3 separate regions of the Mus musculus genome follow, and all the other regions are linked to region 1. The links are chromatin loops, found by intact Hi-C in ENCODE. Cell type or tissue: left cerebral cortex. All regions are shown on one strand.

Region 1 (5,000 bases):
TCTGATTTTATTTTAATCAGTGAAGCTAAACATGGAACATAGAACTGAATAAGACTGAAGAGAAAATTATTTGCCAGCTTACACGTTAGGATACAACTTAAAAACCTTTTCGGTAAAAAAGCACCAGAAACAATTAGAAACTAAAATTCATTGGGGAAGTATAATTTTTATGAAAATTTCTAGCTTTACTTTCTAAAATTGAGTCTTTCAATAATTTAGATTGAATTATGTATTTTGTGTCTGATTGAGACACATAATTGTATTAAACTGTGGATTATGTAGTATCTGTCACATTAAATACCTGGAGTAACAGGTAAGCAACACTAAACAAAACTTACCACAGCCTCGGCTCCTCTACTGAGTTAATGTTAAGTCTAAAAACACCTCATCTCATCCCCCAATTATTGAATCACACATTTCTGGGGAGGAAGGAGGATTAAGGGGCGAGTATGGCTGTGAGCTTCTCACACAGTGCACTGGTCCAGGGAATCAAAAGCGAGGTGGAATCTCCCATCCCTAAGCGTTACTCACTGTTGGTAAGAGTTCAGATTTTACCAAATGATCTTTAAGTTCTCTTGGGGCCACATCATATTGCTATTTTACATATCTTAACCCCGTGATGATCATTCTGAGGGAAAACGCAGCCTCTAGTATAGTAAGTAGTGGGTCAGAGGGCAACTTTGGTTGTCTGCTAGCCAAGCAAGTCAAGCCAGTTTATTTACCCTCTCTAAGACTGCTTCCTTTTTAAGGGAGGGCGAACAATGCCTCTCTGGCAAAGTGACAGAGATGGGCTGCAGCTAGTACGTTCAATGCACAGTAAACTGCTCGTCATACTATTTTTCATAAGATAGGCAGTCATTACCCTGGGGAACTGTCCGATTCTTTTGCCAAGGATAACGAAATATGATATTCACAGTGCCAGTAAAATGAAATGAATCAAGAAATAAAGCAGCACACGTGAGATTTATAGTTCGGTGGGATTTTGGCACATGGGACATTACTTTTGTTTTCTCTTTCCGGAACAGAGGGCTGCTGCTACCCTATGTCACTAACTTCAATACCAGATTGTTTACAAGCCACGTTGTGAAATTGACATCTGCTCCGAGATTTAACTGAGTTTGCATAATGTGGGTGTTGACTGTAAAAAATCTGCCCAAGTTCCCTATTGCTGACACTTCCTTAATCACAGAATAAGGAGACGCAGTGAACTTTTCCCTTCCAAGTGCGCCTGAAGCCAAGCGTGCCCGGTCCCCTCCAATGTGACAACAACGTGAATCGCGTCCTCCTCTCACCCCTGCTCTATATAGCCCATCTGGGGAACGCGTCAGGGCACCCCTAATCCTAGGTGTCCTGCGTCCTTGGTGAAGCTGGGACACCGACAGGGACAGGCAATCTCCATCTCCCCCACGGGCTGCTAAGCTCTGGGACAATCCTTCCAAGGGGCAGCAGCGAGGGCTGGTGGGAACTGAGCTGGCAGCTCCTCTGCGTTGAGGGGCAGGAAAAGGAAACTCCCTTCTCGGTCGGACGCGGCCCGGAGGGCGAGAGCGAGCGCAGCGGAGGGTGGGGGTGGCGCCAAGGTGCTCGGCGTGCCCTGCCTCGCCGGCTGGGGCACCGAGGCCTCCGCCCCGGGGTGAACCCAAGGTGTCCGCCCTGGGCCGCGTCCCGACTCGCCTGCCGGGGCGCGGGGCGGCGGCGGCCGGGCGAGCGAGGCGGAAACGGCCAGCGGGGCAGGGGCGCCAGGCCGCGCCCATCGGCAGGCCTGGGTACCAGGGCGACGCCGTCCCCGACCCGCCCTCCGCTCGCCCTCCCCGGCGCCACCACCCCGCCCGGCCCCAACCGCCGCCGCCGTACCTGCACGGCCCGGCTGAGGAAGGTGCCCGCGTCGGCCGCCAGCTTCTTCACGTTGAAATCCATGATGTTCATGCCGGGCGGCAGCCGGGCAGAGCCGCCGGCTGCGCTAGCGGGGAGGCGGGGAGCGCCGCGGCCGGGCTGGGGCGCCGGGCGACGGCGACGGCGGGGCGGACGTGGTAGGTGGCGGGAGGCGGCGCCAGCCCCGCGCAGCTGTCGTTTCCTGGCGGGGAGGCGGGGGAGGGAAGAGGGCGGGCGCCCGCGAGCGCGCGCCTCTCCGCTCACACGCTGGGCCTGTCGCGTCGCCGAGCAGCTGCGAGCCACGGGGACCGAGGTCGCGTCCGGAGGAAGGCCCCGCCCCGCCCCGCCGCCCGGCGACTGTGCAACCGCGGCGGAAAACAGCCGGCCGGGAGGGGGGCGTGGCCTCACCGATGGCGTGGGGTGGGGGGCGGGGGTGTCCTCGCGGGAACAGCGACCCCTGCAGGGTGGCCGAGGATTCACCACTGGGTGGAGCCGCTGCAGAGGTTCTCATGGGAACAGCGACCCCTGCAGGGAGGCCGAGGATTCACCACTGGGTGGAGCCGCTGCAGAGGTTCTCATGGGAACAGCGACCCCTGCAGGGTGGCCGAGGATTCACCACTGGGTGGAGCCGCGGCTGAGGCTCTCCTGACAGCTCACTAAGCACCAAGCCAGTGTCAGAGCATCAGTGGAAGTTCTTACCAGAACGAGAGCCTCCTGGGCTCTCACCCTGATTCCCTCCCACAGCATCTCAGTGAGTGTCTGTGACAGAATCGCCCGGACAAAAGTTCCTTAGAAAAGCATGGACAAAACGTTCCTTAAAAGGAAACAGAACTGACACTATAGAATCATTGGCCCGGATTTCCTGTATTGGGTCTGGGGTCAAAGGCTACCTATGGCTTGGGTAGACACCTAGCCAATCTTTGCTGAACGGGATTGTCTTCATTGTCCCCTACCCTATTATACTTTGACTCACTGTTGAGGACCTATTGTGTGTGAGGCATTGAGTAGGTGCTGAAGGGTTCAGTCCCTTTGGTGGCTGGTGGTCATCTGAGGCATATTTAGAAAGTATCTCCCATCCCCTGGGAAGGTATATAAGAGCATTTCAGAGAGACAATGGAGAAGAAAGACAAGGTTCCTATCCGGTTATACATTCCTTCACTCCTGAGTACCTACTGTCTGGCAGGGCCTCAACCTTCCAACTCTTAGCTGTGTGATAAAGGCATGAGCCCTTCCCCCCACACCCACCCACCCAGACACCCACACTACACTCAGCTAATTTAGTTTCTGTTTTCTGAGAAAAGGCCTCATGCGACCTAGCCTGGCTTCAGGTATCCAAAGACCGCTTCAAACCCATCACCCTCCTGTCTTTGTTTTTCTTTCTTGTTCCTCCCTCCTTTTTCTTCTCCCCACTTCCTTTATCCTGGGGACCAAACCACTGTCCAATAGATCCTGTTTTACAGGTCTTATCATGTAACTTTCATTTTGGTGTTTCAAGATGCCTCTGGAACCTCTAGATATCACACATATGTTCTCACATTAGAAAGGAAATGAAGGGGAGAGGCAAAAGTACACACCAGCTCAGTGTCCCTTTCTCCTTTAAAACAAGCATTCCATAACCCCCAGCTCGTAAACTTTCATTTTCACATCGTTAGTGAGAACTGGGCCATTTAGGTCCTCACAATGGCAGTTCGATCGAATAAATGCAATGTGCTCTGTTAAAAAAAACTAAGAGCATTTGTGAGAGAATGGTAGGTCTTGTCTTTAACAGTACGTATTGTTGTCTTAGACAAGACAGAGCTTGTGCTATCGAAGAAGGAGAGAATAGTTACAGGAGACGCAGCTGTTGACATTTGCTTTGCTGCTATCAAGCAAGAACGAAAGGAGTCTTACGATCTCTGGAACCTCTCTGCAGGCTTTAGGTCTATATAATTTTAAAAAATCGGGAGGAAGTTCTGAGGCTGGAGCTCAGTGGGTAGAATTTTCCAAGTGTAAGTGTTAGGCCATTGGTTCCAGTCCCAACTGAAAGAAAAGAAAACAGGAAAAACGGGGGTGGAGTGGATGGGTGCACGTCGACCCTGTTAAAAGGAGATAAAACAAACCGTGGTTTCTTCTGTTGTCTATCATTTGGCCTGTGACAGTATTTTTTGCTATTTAATGCCATTATAGACAAAAACTAAAAGTTGGATTATTTGTGAGGATTTTACTATATATTAATAGGGAACAAGAGTATCTGTACGTTATACGCTGTAGAAAGATTTAAAAAAAAATCTGTATTTGAGTATTTTGCCTGCATATATGTCCACGGACCACTTGTGTGCCTGATGCACTCAGAAGCCAGAGGAGAAATCAGCATAGCTATAGACCCTGTAGCTTCCCATGGTTACTTCCCACCCAGGATCACTGAGAACTGAACTCTGGTCCTTTGCCGACTCTCCACTATATGTGTGCTTTGTTGGCTGAGGTGTTGACTTTGAATTTGTAGCTTTCTCTGCTGCTTGTGTTTTCAGTTTCTGTCTGTGTATAGGTTTGTCTGACATGGATGTGTCTTAGATGATGTGTGTATACATGCCCACATGCACATCACGTTTCTGGCTTACATCACTTTTGGATTTTAAGACAAATACTTTACTGATTTAATGGCTTCAATGTATGGCCATTAAAATACCCAAATAGCACAGAAATGCAGCGGGATGAGAGCTGCCAGTCACTCAGATACTCAGAGTTAGCCAGTGGTAACATTTGTTTCTCTCTCTCTGTAAATATAGATGAAGCATGTGTGACACAGGTCTAAATGTAAGCATGAGAGCAACAGGGTGAGAGAATGGGGGATGGACAGACAGAGGGACAGGTGGGAGAGGGTACTGGGGAGGGGGCATACAGTTGCTTTGTATGAATATTTCTTTTTTTTTCTTTTTTTCTCTTTTTATTTATTTGTCTGCTTTGGAGACAGCGTCTCTCTGGCTTAGCCTGGACCCGACAGTGTAATCCTCTTGCCTAGTCTCCTAGGTGCTGGGGTCCTGCTCAGCCCAGACAACTGTTCTGTTCGTTTCTGGGGAAGGGAGCACGGAAAGGCCCTTCCCATCCTGTGTACACTTGACCCTCTCGCTCCTGGGACAATAAAAACGTCCTCT
Region 2 (5,000 bases), 400 kb after region 1:
TTACAAGATGGCGCTGACAGCTGTGTTCTAAGTGGTAAACAAATAATCTGCGCATGTGCCAAGGGTATCTTATGACTACTTGTGCTCTGCCTTCCCCGTGACGTCAACTCGGCCGATGGGCTGCAGCCAATCAGGGAGTGACACGTCCGAGGCGAAGGAGAATGCTCCTTAAGAGGGACGGGGTTTCGTTTTCTCTCTCTCTTGCTTCTTGCTCTCTTGCTTCTTGCTCTCTTGCTTCTTGCACTCTGGCTCCTGAAGATGTAAGCAATAAAGTTTTGCCGCAGAAGATTCTGGTCTGTGGTGTTCTTCCTGGCCGGTCGTGAGAACGCGTCTAATAACAGGAGTACTTAAAGGAAGAAACCACAACTCAAGGAAGTGGGGAGGGCGTTGTTGGAAAATACCAAAGATACCAGTTAAGAGTCCCAAGGAAGTGCAAAGTCACAAGAGTCACAAGGAATACCTGGTAATTGTTCCGGTTATCTCTCAAGACAGTTTCTAAGAGCCCCTAACAATAGCACATTCTTTGAATGGACACTCTTTGAACCCAGGAAGCGGGTGGGTGGAGGAATGTCGCTATTTGTTTTATGATTAGCATACCTTGGAGCATTGAGTCACAGAGGTCACATTCCCAAGCCTGGGCCTAAAGGCCTAGAATTTTGTTTTTACATTATACTTTCAGCTCCAGCTGCTCTGCTGTGCTGCCCAGGTGAGGTCAAGTCCTGCTCTCCTGGTCTCCTAACTGCTGCAGCCAGTGAGGGGTGGGGCCAGCTCTCCTGTCTGCCATAAAACTCTATCCTTAGTGTACTTCTACATTACTAAAACCATACTTCAAAGTCAGTGTACTTGTTTTCCTTTTAAATGGACACATTAGTCTTTTCAACGTCTTTCATTTTCTAGTAATTTTCAACACATAGCTTCCAGTCAGTAACTCTCAGAGATGAGTCTCATTAATGCAGGGAATTGCTCCCATAAATCCTTTTTGTTCGTTAAAAATAAAATTTGCTGGCATTATTGAAACTGTTAACGGCAGGTTCTTACCAGACCTAGTCACTGTTAGCGATGAGTGACAGCAGTCAATTACTACATAGTCTTCCTTTCATGAGATCTCCATTCTCCAGAAGAAAATGGAAGAGATAACATATAAAATTCGGCATCTAGTTGGGAATGCTGGAGGGCTAAGGAGAGAGGAACAGGTGGAAGTTGGGCAATGCAGACTTGTATTAGGTGGTCCATGAAAGCCTTCTGGTAGGATTATCAGGCTAGCGAATCATGATACTCTCATGATTATCCTAGCGAGTCTCAGATAATCATGCCGATATCTGAGAGAAGTGTCTTATAGGAGAGATGGGGCCTGAGACCTGCTACAACTGGAGGGAAGGACAGGGATGCATAGGACTGAGAGGAGTGGAGAGGTCTCAAGGCTAGAGGGCACTGTGGCATGGGGGAACTTGGGAGGCACTGATCCTGTGAGGCCAGATGCATAGACTGCAGTTCATGATATGGGAAAGCTGTGGCTTTGTGCTGCTCCCTTATCAGGAGCACTCTAGGTGCTGTGTGGACAACGGGCCAGAGAAACCCATGGGTGGGGATGGAAGCAGAGGCCAGCTGCTGTCTTAGGTGAGCAGCCACCATCTCTGTAAGCAACTTCAGGTTCTGATTGTGTTTTTATTCTGAATTAGCAGAAGAGGCACATGGGATCCTTGGGTTGGTGACTTCTTACTTTCCCTCGTCCCCTTAGTTGCCTCATCCCTGCTTTCCCAGTGGTGGCACTTCAAAGCTCAGGCCAACTCATTTCTATTTCTCCCTTTCTGAATCTGATATAAAACACCAAGGTTTATTTTATTTTATTTTATTTTTACTGTGGCTGATGAGTGCAAATCTCTTTTCCTTCTAACTGGTTACAGCCAAGGTTTCCTGTATCCTGCAGACTCTAACACTACATGTGATATGCTTTCTTTCTCTTCTTTTATCTTTTTCCAGTTTTCTTGAATAACTCACTACTGTGGTTATTTTAACAGCGTAGGCAGCAGCTTTGGTTGCTTTTCTTTATTCCTTATTACTCAGCAATTCTCACTGCATCCTCTGTAAGTTTTTTCTGTTTCCCAAGAGAGACCGAGAACAGCTTAAGAATGCTTAACATGTCTCCTTTATCACAGAGCTTTTTACAGTGCTCTTTTAGTTAGACTATAGCTGGATTGGGCCAGGGAGATGGCAAGGGAGTGCAAGAAACCACCTGCTGCAAGAGAGTGTCAATTGGGGGTTGAGGTGCATTATGGGCAGTGAACATGGAGAGAGAGGCCCTGCCTCAGCAGAGCCCAGGGCGATAGCCCACTCCTGAAAGCTGTCCTGCCTCCACCATCATGGCCTCTACCTGTCCACATGCACAGATACATGCACAAAAAAAAAAGGGGGGATTTAAAAAAGAAAGCAATGGGACTGATTTGAATAGGAATTCTTATAGTTACATAGATAGGAAATCTAATTAATTCTTTCATGTAACACTATAGTTGTTTATTAAATACAATAATTAGAAAAAGGCAGTGACAGACACATCTAGGTCAAAATCAAACATTTAAAATATCAAAATGTTAGTTTCTTTGTAAAGTGATAGTTTTGGACAACTGCTAAATTGGGGAGAGGACTTCAAGGATCATTTTATCCTTTTTCATTCAAGGATAAAAGAATGAGTTTTTATGTCATAAACCATGTGACATTCGTGATTTATCTCTTCTTGCATTGTTATAACATCGTAGCAATGACTCTTGCATTGTAAATTACTTACTAGGCTGAGGAGAAAGTCAATATATTGAAGTTCCAGTATCTAAAATTACATGTTTTTATTTTTAAACTCCCACCTTTTCTGCTTTCAGTTACAAAAACCTCTTTTGGCATTTACCTACCATTCTTTGACAGCCATAATCAGGTAAAAGCAGCTTACATATATGATTAAATATGCTGAGAAGTGATAGTGGGAAGATAATAAAAATCTTTATTTTCCACAATTAAGTCAGTACTTGGAGAATTGCCTTCAGAGAACGATCACTCTCCAGGGAGGAGTAGCATGCAGCTCCCTGCTGTGGAATGAGTGTGTCCCTTCCTCCCACTAACCCTCAGTGTGTAGGCACTTGGAGTGGAGGCCTTGGCAGGCTGATTGGGTTACAGGAGTAGAGTCCTCATGATGAGATCTGTGTCCTTACAGGAGGTAGGTGAGATCTTGCTTCTTGCTCAAGTGAGAATACAGCAAGGAGGCTTCCAACCATCTGTAAGCATTAGGAACAGACAACTCACTAGCAGCCAGATTGGTTGATTCTTGAGTTGGGTCTTCTGAGATTCTAGAAATGTGATAAATATGTTTCTGTTCTTTAAACAACTCAGCCTACGCTACTTTCTTATACAAGGCTGAATTAAGACGTCTATTACCAGTCTATCCATGGCTGCTCATGTACCCAGCATGTCCATATTGAATGTCCCAGGCAACAGAGAGAAGAGCTTCAAGCTACTTATGCAGAAGGTGCATATTGAAGTGGCTTGTTGTTTTTGACTGTGGAATATCATTCCATTGTATTGAATATGTAATCAATTTTCCTGCTGGTAAACATTCAATCTACTTGCCATTTTTAGCTATTATAAACAAACTTGCTATTTATGACTTTCTTATAGAATATTTCATAAACATGTATTTTCATTTTCCTCACCTAGGCGAACAGCTCCCTATGGAAACTCCCTAAGAAGCACAGCATCTGGCTCTGAAGAGCTTGTACTAGCCATACTGAAGGGCCGACAGTTCAGCTCCTAGCTGACATTTCCCATAGCTACCATTTTACTCTATCTACTAGAAGTATGCGCTGCTTCGATATGCTGTTCATTTTTATATCTCTTCCTGTGGTGGAACCTGAGGGAGTGGAGCGGAGGAACGAGGCAGACTAACGCCGCATGCAATAGCCAACTTTATTCAGAGCATCAGACAGTGTATACCCTGAGTGCTAAGAAAGGTCACTTGAGTATATAAGAAGGACAAGGTGCACGCGGCAAAAACATGTTTGTTTGTTTGTTTCCCATAGAGGCAAATAAATGGATAATAGCCAGTTGTACAAAAACTCGGACGTAAACTCACTCCTATCTACTACACCTGGGAGGTGCATGAAAACATTCCAAGAACAATGACAAAACTCCCAAAATCTCATAAGGAAAACAAAACAAAACAAAATAAACAAACAAAAAACCACTACTAGGTCCTACCAAGATCTCATTTGGCCGGTTCAGCAGTTTAGAAAGCACAGCAGCTTTATCTAAGGACTTAGGAGGACTTGAACGACATTTTGGAGAACCTGCTGACTATGTTTTTAAAGAAGAAAAACTCCTGTGGGGGATAATGCCATACACTGGAAAGGTTTTTCTGTCTTGGGTTTTTTCAAATCCTAGCTACAAAAAAGGGCAAAAGCAGGGAAGTCATTTTTCGATCCAGTGTCAAGAGACTCGGAACGGACCTTCCTTCCCTGCTAGGATGAGAGCGGTTGAGATTTTCGGTCAGCGACGCACAAAAGCTACGCCTTTTCTCAAAGCTAAAGCTTTTGAAAAATCTCACTAGAGAAACCAGAGCAGAGACAACCCCCCGCCGGCCACGCCCCCTCACTCCCTCCAATCACAGCAGGAACGGCGCTCGCGCTCTAGAGCTCCCGACCAATTAGCTGCGTCGGAGCGGGCCGATGAGGGCGGGGCGTCCGTTTCCACAGAAACCGCAGGCCGGTTACTAGCAACGTTGAGCTCCAAGGTGGACGCGCTCAGGCCGCCGCTGCCTGTTCTGGTGACTCGTCAGCTTCTCTCCCCGCGCTCCCTGCCCTTCCCTCTGGCCTCCTACTCTCTCTGCACTCTCCGCCTGCTGCAGTGACCCAGGGCCGGGCAGGCCTCAGAGAGGCCTCCGGCCATTGTAGGTAGTGGCGGCGGCGGGGGATGACGTCAGGGCGACGGGCGGACGGGCGGGCGGGCGCGAGTCTGGGGTG
Region 3 (5,000 bases), 270 kb before region 1:
AATAAATGCTACTGATACATGAACAACATACATTTATATAGGACCGTTATAAATACTGTCTATTTTAGTAAGGCATAGTCTCTTCACTCCAGAAAGAAAGGGGGTTTTGATGAACCTATCCTTAGTCAAGAACTACAACTATTCAATTTGATATTAATCCTGGCATCTTGAAAATGTCCACCCTATATAAAGGAATGTTAAAGTCAATGGCATTAATTTGTCATCGCTCAACTCTCTGAAGACTGCTTATCACTAGGAAGAAAACAAACAAGGACTGAGCACTTAGAGGTGCTTCAGGAAACCACAAGGCTAAAACAAAGGGCACATGATAGAACCCCAATCAAAGCCGCTAGGTAAAAAGACATTTCTCTTCTTCTATCCTAATACTGTAGAGAAAATACAAAGGCAGGACTTGATCGAGACGTCTGTACTAGAGTGTACAAACACAAAGGATCTTTCACTTGTTGTTTTTCCACATTCTTTCCCTGAGTCTCCAGAAAACTCAACTATGTTTCAATTTTTATTATCTGTCTAATAAATTGGAAAATTAAACATCTTTCCCCCCCCCCACGAATTTACCATTTTTTCTAAGTTACAGCAAGTAACTTAGGGAATCACACCGAGCCAAGGACGCAGGAACCTGTACTTCCTTCTCTGCCCTTTCTTGAGACCTTCTTTATTTCATGTGTAAGGTGTTTTGCCTGAATGAATGTCTGTGTACCATGTCTGGCTGTGAGGCACAACGTGGATGCTGGGAGCCTGACCCACATCCTCTGGAAGAGCAGCCAGTGCTCTTAATCACCCACATATAGTATTTTGTGTGTGGTGGTACAGGGACTGAGTAAACCCAGGGCTTCTATCCTAACTAGGTGACTATTCTACTACAGAGCCACAGCTCAAGAGACATGTTTTTACTCAAAAAATCATTTAGCTGTGTTGTGCATTTGCTGTGCGTGTGAACACAGGAGTACATGTGTCACGGTGTACGGTGGTCAGAGGACGATCTTTCCTGTCATCCTTCCTTTCCCACTCCTTTGAGACAGGGTTTTACTGCTGCTGCCAGCAGTCACTGGCTGGTGAGCCGCCTCTGTCCCCTACATCTCTCCATGAGTGCTGGGACCATATGTAGATGCCTGAGCTACATACCTGGTTTCCACATGGGTTCGAGGGATTCAAACCTGGGTCCTCACAATTGTGATCCAAGCAATTTTACCCATGGAGCCGTCTTCCTAAACCCTCACTTTAAAATGTGAGATAGGATCTCGCTAAGTTGTCTGGGCTGGCTTCAAACATGTAATCCTCCTGTACCAGTCTCCTTGGTAACTAAAATTACAGGTATACGCCACCACACTCAGTTCAATAACATGTTTTGAAGAATAAGGTACTCTAAATTGGCAAATGATGTTTCTCTCTTCCTTCCTCAATCATGGAGTTTATGACTATCAAGCTAAGGAATGGTCACATCTACAATATTTCTTGACTGTATACAGTAGAACACATCAAACAACTTCCTCTAACTGATTCCATTTAGCTATTTATTTAAAATTGTCATTCTATTAAAATTTTTACAATATATTATTATTTCCAGTAACATGAGCCACTATGAAAATATTCAAACCCAGTGTGGCTGTCAGTGTTTAATAAGATTATTCTTTAAAATGCTTTATCCGTTTCAAGTTCAAGTACCTCGGTGAACATCAGAGCCTTGTTCTACATACAAGACTGTGCCCAAAGCCAAGGCACTCAATGTATAACTTTAATAATGAAAACCTACAGTATTAGAATCCAGGCCATGTAGAGAAAGAAAAGCCCCAGACCACTAGGTGAAAGGTAAGACACTCTGAGTGAAGGGTAGCGTAGCCCTCAGGGAACACGCACATGTGAATGAAGTCTAGGAAACTGGTTCAGGGCCTCTGCAGAGAGAATTTTTAGTTTATTTTAAAGCCGCCTATAAAATGCTTTCAATATTGCAGTATGAATTATTTATAGAAAACTGTACACTTAACTTGAAAGTTACAATGTTACTAAAAGATCTTAGGGATTATGAGGGAAATCAAGATATATCACTTTATTGTGTAATATTCAGGCAATTCTTTAATTATATGATTTCCAGAGAAGCTAGGATGTCCCACTGTCTGACCCTACGGCACGCTGTTCTGTCCTTTTCCTTTTCCAACCTAAAAAGTGAAACCGAGACAGAGCGAGCTTCTCTTAGAGCAGACACCGCTGCTAAGGTAGAACCAGGCTGCGCATGCCCACTGTGGACAGTCACTTTCCGTCGTCTCTGAAGTCAGCAGAGGGTTATCAGCAGAGCACGTGCGTGTGGGCTTTTATTGTAACAGCGCCATGTGCTCCATGGAGAATGTTCAAACGGGTCTTATGTTTAGACTATTCCTTTTAACCAATTTTCTGATTACTCTTTAAAGATGCAAGGGCTCCCAAGGGGGCCACAGAATGCTTGAACACTGTGTATTCTGCAGTCTTTTGAACTTTTCTTTAAGAGAATTAAGACAAAATTACCGTGACTTATACAATCATATTCAAACATAAAAGAAAATTCTTAGTTTTTAAAAAGTCTCCCCTTATATCTCATAATTTCAAAGCTGAAACACAGTGGTTCGAGGAAAAGCATATTAGGGTACCAGAAACTGAGGGGGGTTTCTCTGTTCTCTGTCAGTGACCTGGTGAGCCCATTTGACTGACCGCACACTCGTGGAGTAATCAGCCGGCCTCCAGTACAGGTGAGAAACTGCCACAAGTCCCTAACATAACAGAATGTGAACTGTCATAATTAGCTCGAGACGTGTCCTTTTATGACCACTAGAGGGCAGTAAAGCACTGGAAGGAATATTTAAATCATCAGTGTACAAGTGGCCTGTCAGTGTGTCTAACACTGCTCACAGGCAGAGGACAGACAAAGCACTCTTCAGTACATCATTCTGGATGCTACTTACTTTGCAAAATCCAAGTAAGAGATGTGTCCGTGATAGAAGCCTGGCTTCATCTCGTTCCAGGTGGTTATGTTCTTCACAAAGCGCACCTAAAAGAGGAGGACATTCTCATTACCTCACTGCAATGGAAAGAAAGCAGACTCTGTCATCAACAAAAGACCTCCCACTCAGGAACGGGACCCAGTCCCCGCATTCATGGGGCTGGAAGGCCAGTTTGAAGTAAGAGCAGTCAGTGGAGTCTGAACGCACTACTTTACCACGGCCATGACCAGTGCAGTATACACAGTCTACACAGGGCGGGAGGTGGACGCAGGGGTGTACTTCACCCCCATGAGGGCAAATCATCACTGCCATCTTCACTGCGTTACAATCAATAAGAGATAAGCGGCTGGCACAGCTGCAAGAGACTTCGTGATGAGCTTGTCTGCAGTGGGACGAGCTGCACGAGGTACAGATGAAGGAGGGATACACAGATGGAAGGAGGGCCGGGGAAAGGTGGTATTTGCCCCTTTATCTTTGCACCTTGACAGAGTTCATTTATCTTATAGCTGTCTGCACCGCTGCAGCCGCTGCTCCATTAGAACCTGGGTTCTTCGGGCTTCAAACTTGAACTGACGGTAAGTTGCTCTTCAGGAACTCTCCAGACCTTCAGAGCCAGACTGGGGCTCCTGAGGCCCTGAGCCTTGTGCACTAGGCAGTTTCAGGGTTCTCTGTGGCTTCAGTGTGAAGGTAGCCCTTGTTGGACTACCCAGACAGCACTGTGCAAGACATTCTAACACTCGCTCTCTTTTATAAGGTTACTTATATGGACGCGTGTGCATGTATCTGCAGGTTTCTATACATATATGTACAGAAGCCATAAGATATGGAGCTGGAGATATGGGTGATATGAGCTGCCCACAGGGGGTGCTGGGAGCCAAACTCAGGTTATCTAAAGAACAAGTATTCTTAACCACTGATCCCTGATCCACTCCAAACCACTCCCCTTAACTATAATGCACATCCATAATACAAATGTAAAATGTGTGTGTCTTCTTTCTTCCTACTGTTTCTCTAGAGGACCCTGCTGTCTTCCTTAGGCTTTCTATTGCTGTGAGAAAACACCATGACCATAAGCAAACACAGGAGAGAGGGTTATTTCACTGACAGTCCAGCCTCAAGAAAAGTCACTGAGAGAACAAACAAGGCAGGCACTGATGCAGAGGCCTGAAGAATACTACTTCTTGGCTTGTTCCTCATGACATGTTCAGTTTGTTAAACAGTCTGGACCACCTGTTCAAGGTGGGCTTTCCCTTTCCCTGCAGGCCAATCCTATGGAGACGTTTTCTTTTCTTTTCTTTTCTTTTCTTTCTTTCTTCTTTTTTTTTTTTTTTTTTTTTGGATTTTTCGAGACAGGGTTTCTCTGTGTAGCCCTGGATGTCCTGGAACTCACTCTGTAGACCAGGCTGGCCTCCAACTCAGAAATCCGCCTGCCTCTGGAGGTGTTTTCTTAATTAAGATTTCTTCCCAGATGAGCCAACCTTAAGTCAAGTTGACATACAAATAGCCAGCACACAGAAAAAATACACCCCCTATCAAAAATACACACTGAAAAAGCAAGCAACATTCCAATCTAAAGAATTCTTTCTGTGTGCATATGAATACATGTATTATACAAGCAGAGATTCATACCCCTGGCTAGCCTCACGCCCAGCACATCTAGGGTGACGTCACATTCTTGGTCCTTCTGCCACTGCCTCCCAAGGCCTGGGCATACAGAGTTCCACCATACCAGCTCATTCTATATATTACATATTTTCTCTGACACAGCATTCGAAAAGCAATCACTTAAAGGACATTCTTCTTTATACCTCAGCAAATTGAAATACGACTAACAAAATGACTAAAGATGATTGTAAGATTTTTAAAGGTGGATATATAAGCTTGTTCAAATAAAAACATATAAGCTAGTCAAGTATCTAAAATTCTCTTTCAATTTTAATGTGTGGGTTTGTGCAATATAAGTGTGACTGCGGGTGAGTACAGGGTCGCCCCTCGCAGAGCTGGGGT

Evidence for each region. A loop is a pair of places that touch in the nucleus more often than their neighbours do. Peaks named below come from ENCODE experiments on the same cell type or tissue, not always from the same donor. Only the 100,000 strongest peaks of a DNase experiment are listed, where the experiment ranks them.
Region 2: a loop joins it to region 1, with 2.3 times the contacts of the local background. A loop is called at or near these places in 8 of 42 quality-filtered maps.
Region 3: a loop joins it to region 1, with 4 times the contacts of the local background. A loop is called at or near these places in 26 of 42 quality-filtered maps.

What each region holds. Positions count from the first base shown.
Region 1 is chr3:144,718,131-144,723,130 of GRCm38, forward strand. It overlaps Sh3glb1 (SH3-domain GRB2-like B1 (endophilin)), which reads right to left and starts at 2,205. Exons shown (of 9, transcript NM_019464.3): 1 at 1,852-2,205. The coding sequence starts at 1,923. In left cerebral cortex, a CTCF peak has its summit at 2,423; DNase peaks (open chromatin) are centred at 518, 730, 1,199, 1,434 and 1 more place; H3K4me3 peaks cover 2,987 bases; H3K27ac peaks cover 2,945 bases.
Region 2 is chr3:145,113,856-145,118,855 of GRCm38, forward strand. Odf2l (outer dense fiber of sperm tails 2-like) reads left to right here and starts at 4,734. Exons shown (of 17, transcript NM_001162538.1): 1 at 4,734-4,927. Gm40163 (a long non-coding RNA gene) reads right to left here and starts at 4,558. Exons shown (of 2, transcript XR_867692.2): 1 at 4,488-4,558; 2 at 2,967-3,260. In left cerebral cortex, no CTCF peak of the experiment used is centred here; DNase peaks (open chromatin) are centred at 2,078, 3,175, 4,044 and 4,694; H3K4me3 peaks cover 1,063 bases; H3K27ac peaks cover 984 bases.
Region 3 is chr3:144,450,998-144,455,997 of GRCm38, forward strand. Hs2st1 (heparan sulfate 2-O-sulfotransferase 1) reads right to left here. Exons shown (of 7, transcript NM_011828.4): 3 at 2,955-3,040. Among named protein-coding and RNA genes, the nearest start is that of Gm43707, 59 kb to the right of the region's middle. In left cerebral cortex, a CTCF peak has its summit at 2,826 (motif pointing right); DNase peaks (open chromatin) are centred at 2,840 and 4,621.